Linked DNA regions of Homo sapiens: region 1 is linked to region 2. Evidence: chromatin contacts called from ENCODE Hi-C or POLR2A ChIA-PET data. All regions are on one chromosome and are shown on one strand. Each heading gives the region's core, a stretch centred on a gene start or an enhancer-like site at or near the end of the contact. The rest is flanking DNA. Distances are from core to core; before and after follow the strand shown.

Evidence for each region. Hi-C counts contacts between places; a loop is a spot of excess contacts on that map. ChIA-PET counts read pairs that join two places held with the same protein, here RNA polymerase II (POLR2A). Pooled maps may share reads with other maps.
Region 1: a loop to region 2 is called in a pooled map, with 5 times the contacts of the local background. The contact joins two enhancer-like sites. A Hi-C loop is called at or near these places in 2 of 168 maps with a recorded cell type or tissue (heart left ventricle and left cardiac atrium) and 6 of 50 pooled maps. POLR2A ChIA-PET finds 5 or more read pairs at or near these places in 6 of 52 experiments (AG04450, HepG2, MCF 10A and 3 more).

The regions. Positions count from the first base shown.
Region 1 is chr2:65,415,693-65,418,889 of GRCh38, forward strand. The region is part of intron 1 of SPRED2 (sprouty related EVH1 domain containing 2); the gene reads right to left. Among named protein-coding and RNA genes, the nearest start is that of SPRED2, 15 kb to the right of the region's middle. Within about 2 kb of position 1,404, at least 6 of the 41 ENCODE cell types and tissues checked have a DNase peak (open chromatin) inside an H3K27ac peak, as active enhancers do.
Region 2 is chr2:65,299,719-65,302,834 of GRCh38, forward strand. No RefSeq gene overlaps it. Among named protein-coding and RNA genes, the nearest start is that of ACTR2, 73 kb to the left of the region's middle. RefSeq lists an enhancer at 1,112-1,221. Within about 2 kb of position 1,598, at least 29 of the 41 ENCODE cell types and tissues checked have a DNase peak (open chromatin) inside an H3K27ac peak, as active enhancers do.

The DNA.
Region 1 (3,197 bases), core at 154-2,653, 120 kb after region 2:
TATAATTTTGGACTGCTGTAGGTGATTTTTTTTTTATTTTTTAATTTTTTTTATTCAAAGCGACTCTTTGGATCAACAATTAGAATTTATTTTTTATTGGCTCTTACAATTTGCTTCACATGTAACATCCATTTGGTATATGCCTCCCTGGGAGGTTATTGGTCATCTAATTTGAAATGAGAAAGAACAAAGGGCGAAAGAAAAGGAGCAACATTCCTCTCCTCAGCTCACTAATACGAATGTGTGTCACCTTTTAAATACCACCCAGTATGACAGATTAATCGGAATGAATTAATAGGCAGAAGAGAGAGAGGAGGATCTTTAAAAAGACTAAATGCTCCCTGGTCAATACTGCCCAGGTTGGTTGCAACCTTCTAGGTTTGATTTGGGTGTTGCCCCTTCTAAATCCCGGATTAGCTAAAGCATGTTAGAATCTCTTGGATTATTAAAATACCAACTCGGGAGGATGGGAGGATGGGGGTGACATTCAGATTCAATCGGTCTACGGATGAGAAAGGTTAAGATGGGAGAGATGAAGAGTGTTGTTTCTCCTTGGTGACATCCCCAAGCAACCTCAGATATGCTCTTCCTTGGGGCCTCTGGTTTTGTTGCTAAATTGTCCTTGTTGAGACAGTTGGGGGGGTGTATATTTCAGGCTGCATGCCAACCAACACACTGCCCAGGGACGGGATGGGAAATGAACCACACACATCTAGTTCTCCTGGTCACTGTTGTACTGCTCCATCCTGAACAAGAGAGTGTGGAAGAGTGGGTCTACAGGTAAGCCATTATAACCAAACTACCCTCACAGTTTAGCCTCACAAGGGATCCTTTATGCTAAGAAGAATGCCCAGCTGATGGGGATTAACAAGAAAAGCAGAGGGGAGGGGGGTCGCTGGAAGCCCAAGAGAAGGAAATTTTTTAAAAAATACAAGTTTCCTGTCCTACACAAGCAGTATGAATTTTGTTATCCCAACGGGAGTCCTGATGGTAAAATCTAGTTTCAAAGTAGGATGGGGAAATGGATCAAGCCTTACCATGGCAAAGCTGGGTGGGACCTCCTAGGCGTCTGTGGGACCTTGGGCTCTCCGGATACTGTGTCTTGGTTTGGGGACTATTTTCATTCTGTCTCAAGCCTAGGTTTGTAGATGCCCTTGGCCATGATACTTACTAGCTGTGTGATTCAGTACAGAGGACAAGCCCCACTTTATTCGGAGTTAACCTATGGTGCAGTGGCCTTAGAAAAACTTAAGAGTAAAAAGCTACCATAAAAAATGCTGGTTATATGTATGACCAGACGGTCAACTCCTCCTTCTTCTCTCTCTTTGCTATAACAGCACCTGTTGGCTTCTAAGTGCACAGAGTTCTCACAACAATGTGCCAAAACCGCCACCCTTCCCATCCTGGCACCCACCTCCCCCCACCCCAGGAGACCTGCATATCAGATATTACTTCCTGCTGTCTATGACCACACCACCTTGGCAGTTAACATCAAAAGCAAACACATGGGGAGAACAGAAGGCACTGGAGCAGCGGGGGAAGAACAAGCATAGGTAATGTTTCATAAACATTTTTCTGGTGCCCAGGTGCAAAAACCTTGGAACTTCACATGTATTTCAGCTGATCATCTAAGGACCCACCTTCTCTCTCCCAGGATAGTGAGCTGAAGGCCCTTCCCTGCCTCCACTCCCAGTGCTCCTGTACCTGGAACACAGACATGCGGAAACCAAAGCTTAAGACCCCTACCTACCATGTTCAGGAGAGCTACACAAGAAGAGCATCTGGGAAGCTCATCTACCTCCACCTCATGCAGGGTGTGACCAAGGCTAGCCATCTGTTCAATGCTGGTGGTTCAACATCTACCTGGGCCACCTTTATCTCAATTAATTTCCACCATCTTTTTCCTATCTCCTGAGGGTTCAGTAACTCAAAGCAGTTGTCATGAATGTTTAACACAGTACCCAAAACAGGCCTGGAACCAGATGATATCTCACTGATCTAGCCCAAACTAACTAGCTTTGTGACCCTGAGTTAGTCACTCAGCCTCTCCAGATTGCAAATTATGTGTAAAAAAGAGGGAGCTGAGCTCGTATTTTCCTAAGATCCTCTCTAGTTCTAAAAGGTTATGGTCAGATGGAAACCATTTTACTTCAGCGAGAAAGGGCAAAGCATTCACCACTTCACTGACGAGTGCTGTGAGAAGTAACAATACTGAAACCAAACAAAAACAAAACTTCACTTGGGTTAATTCTAGGCTGTATGTCTGATTTACAAAATAAGTTGGCTAATTTTGTTCTGAATTTCACAGCCCCCTTGACCATCTTCCCCAACAACTATCTCTTCACAATATATGTTTCTATATCCAGGCTCACTGCATTTAACTAAAGTCAGAGAGAAAAATCCAGCTGAGATCTGTCAGACAGAATTATTAGTGGTCTCCCTGACTCCAGCCTAGCCTGCACTCTCTAACTAATCTGTTTGATTCTACCAACATATCACTTCATCGTCTCTTTGTTTCAAAGCCTCAACCAGCTCTGTTCTACTCAAAGAACAAAAGTCCAAATACGTGCTTTGTCAGCCTGGCTGGTACTCAATATCCTCCCAAATTTAGCCTCACCTGACTTGACTGGCTTTCTCTGAGCTCCCCCAGCATAAACTCAGACATGGAGTGTCCCTATCTGTGGAAGAAACCTTTGGACATGAGATGTCTCCTCTCCACCTTGCTGACCTGTCTCCTCCCCTAAATACTACCATCATCCTTTTCTGAGTCCTCAAAGACTCAAGACTCACCTTGTCGGAAGTGAACTCTCCCCTGGCTGGTGCAGTGATAAATATTTCTTTCTTTCTTTCCTTTTTCTTTCTTTCTTTTTTCTTTTTTTTTGACAGGGTCTCACTTTGTTGCCCGGGCTGGAGCATACTGGCACGACCTTGGCTCACTGCAACCTCCGTCTCCTGGGTTTAAGTCATTCTCATGTCTCAGCCTCCCAAGTAGCTGGGACTACACATGCACGCCACCACGCCCAGCTAAGTTTTTGTATTTTTAGTAGAGATGGGATTTCACCATATTGGCCAGGCTGGTCTCAAACTCCTGACCTGAAGTGATCTGCCCACCTCAGCCTCCCAAAGTGCTGGGATTACAGGTATGAGCCACCGCACCTGGCCTTTAATTTCTTATCATTTTTTTTTATTTAAAACAA
Region 2 (3,116 bases), core at 348-2,847:
CAGGGGAATGACCACAGGTCTGTGGGGAGGTTGTTAACAGTAGATTTGGGGACCAATATTAGCTTTTAGGTGCTACCCAATTGCTAATTCATCTGCAGGGGTCACTTATTTTTCCTAACCATCTTACTGTAGAATAAAACACACATACACAGAAAACCTCACAAAACAAATGTAGAGTTTAAGCTGAGTAAATAAATGCCTCCGAAGGCAAGAAGGAATTAATCGTTTTAGTTTTTGGACTCAGTGCTGTATTTTGCCATAGCATTTCTAACATAGCTTTGGAAAAGTGAAGTTTTGAATTTCAGAGGTATAATATTCCACTTTTAAACAGAGGGCTGTCTAACCTCGACAGCGAACTTGCAATCTGCCTGTGACCAAGGAGTGAGGAAGTCCTCCCCTCTCACAGTAAATGTTAGGTTGGAAGGTGGGGTTCCTGGGGCCGGCCAGCCAGTGGCCTGGGAAGCAGCTGAGAGCCTCTCCCCATTTTCCCTAACTGTGGACTTGGTTTCTGGATCATCCTGCTTCTTAGGCCCTGGTGCTTCAAGAGAAAGTTGAATTGGCCCCGAGAGGCCACCACACCCACCGTGTGGTCCCTCCTCCAGGCCAAGCTGCAGCCTGGAGGTCAGCCTGACCCTCGGGGACTCCCAGCTCTGGGCAGAAGCCTCATCGTCCCTGCCAAGGTATGTGTCAGCCTCAAGGCAGCACACAATGTTTTGGTAACTTGCAGAGGCTGAATCCTAGAAAGACCGCGTGTTCCTGGCCGCTGGACGCTGGCCTTGGTGATGCTCGCCCCCGTCCCGGAAGCCCGATGCACCTGCTGGGAGTCAGCACCGGGCCGGGCCTTCCAGCCAGCTCTGCCAGCACATATTTCTAGGCTCAAGTCAGACTTGGGAAAGCATGGCCCTCTCCTGGCTCCACATCCTGCTCCCCCTGCACCCATGGAGCAGCTGACCCAGTTTTTGGTAGAAAAATGAAAATCTTTACCAGTCAGATGAGAGGAGAGGAAGCAAATGCCACGCTGCCCTAATTTAGCCCAGACACAACCCTCCTTCTGAGGAAGGGATGAGGAGCTTGGGCCTTCTCACTCTCTCTTTTCAGAGCATTTGGAACAAACTCCCAAAATACCAGAGGCTGAGTGCAAACCTCCTTTGCTGTCATCAAGAGGGAGGATGAATCATGCAAAACACGCAATTTCTATCATCCCAAAATACTGCACATATACTTACATTTAGTGTCATTTTACATGTGCGAGGTATTTTTTTAAAAAATTCTTTTCTCTTTCACTCCTTTTTTTTTTTTTTGCTAAACCAAAAACACCAGCTGTAAAACCCACTGCTTCCTTCCCCGCCAAGTCTGCAGTGGCAGGAGGCGGCGGCAGCAGACAGCAGGGCCCCCTGTGCTCTGAGTCAGGCCTCCCTCTCAGTGGCTCCCTGCCTGCAAAACAAACTTAAAAGCTGGTGAATGGGACGTAGGGGCCCGCAAGCATGCAGGGAGGCCTAAAATATTTGCAGAGGCACACACTGTTCGCAGAATGAAAGGCCACTATGTAAATATCTGGGCCCCGGGTGAGGCGAGGCATTCTGAAAGTGGCTTTTCTGTTAGTCGCATCAAGCCAGCGAGGAAGCAAAGGCATTCATTCAAAAACATCACGCAGGAGCCACACCACAACTTCCTGGCCCCAGAGGGTAGACTCGAAAGGGACCACAGCCCTGAGGCCTGAGTTTCAACCTTTCTCCTTCGCTGCACGTTTCACAGGATGGTTCTGTGACAGCCGACAATGTCAGCTTTTAGGGATAGGCAGACAGGATTGATTTTCTCTCCTTTGGCAGGGAAAAGGCTTTTTTGGAAGACACTCAAAAGGCAACCATAGTTACTGATGGAGCATGGCAAGCATGAGACAGAGGCAGCTATTACCCAGGCTCGACAAAAGAGGAAAAAACGTGGGATGGATTTTGCAACAAGCCCCAAATGTTGATTCCAAGGACCCGAGGATGAGTGTAGAAGCGGAGCAGGCACACCTGACACCCCTCGCGGCATCCCCTTCAGATTCCCGGGAAGTCTCACAGAGACATGAAACCTGGCATCAGCTCCCTGACCAAGATGAGACCATGAACCAGTCAGAATGTTCACGAATCACATTGTCCTGGGGATGCATTTAGAACATTCTTGGATTTCACACCATTCATGTTGCCCCCTCTGAGCCAGAATGGGGCAGACAGCCCCAGGAAGGAAGGAAGGAAATAGTTTTGTTTCACTCAATCTCTGTCAGTGGATAGCCTTCCACTTGGGCAGGAATTATCGTCTAGGTCAGACAGAACCCAGTTTCATCTTCTCTATCCTCCTCTCTCCAAAGCAACAAAGACTGCAATTTCCAGCATACAACAAAGAGAGGGAGAGAGAGAGAGAGAGAGAGAGAGAGAGAGAGAGAGAGAGAGAGAGCGAGCACTAGCTGAAGACACACATCATCTTTTTCAGGTGTTTAATTGCTAGAGGAAGTATCTTCAACAGTGGTAGAAAGGGGAGGGTGCTAAGAGTGGCCGCTCAAAGAAGCGATGTAAACTACATTTGATTCTCTGGTTTAATCAGAGATTTTAAGAGCTGAGCAGAAGATCCAACTGTAGGCTGGCTCAGAAATACCCCAGATAATGCTCACCAGGCATGAACATCTGAGCTAGACGGGCATAGATCCACAAGCGGAAGCTGCCAGCACCCAACTGGGAGGCTTAGGACAAGGCATTTGCCTTGTCTGATGGCCAAGGTCAAGCCTGGATAGAGGGCTCTCCATGCAATGGAAAAAATACCAACAAGGGGCCAGAGAAAAGAGAGTAGAGCCTGAAGGGGAGAAAACTGCCCTCAAGGGCCAGAGGTAGCAGGTCTCTCTGAACATTACTACTCTACAAGAAACAGAGGCTCATCTTAGATGACTGCAATTTAGGGTCCTCTGAATGACACAAGAAGATATGGCTTCAACGGAACTGGCCTAAGAAGGAAGGGGAATGACAAAACAGTCTAAGACGAGATACAAAGGGAGCTGTCTAAAATAAGAAGGCAATACAAAGTAACCAAAAATAGAAGACCAGAGTCAAAGCTGCAGTTGAAGGGAATGAGAGCAGAAT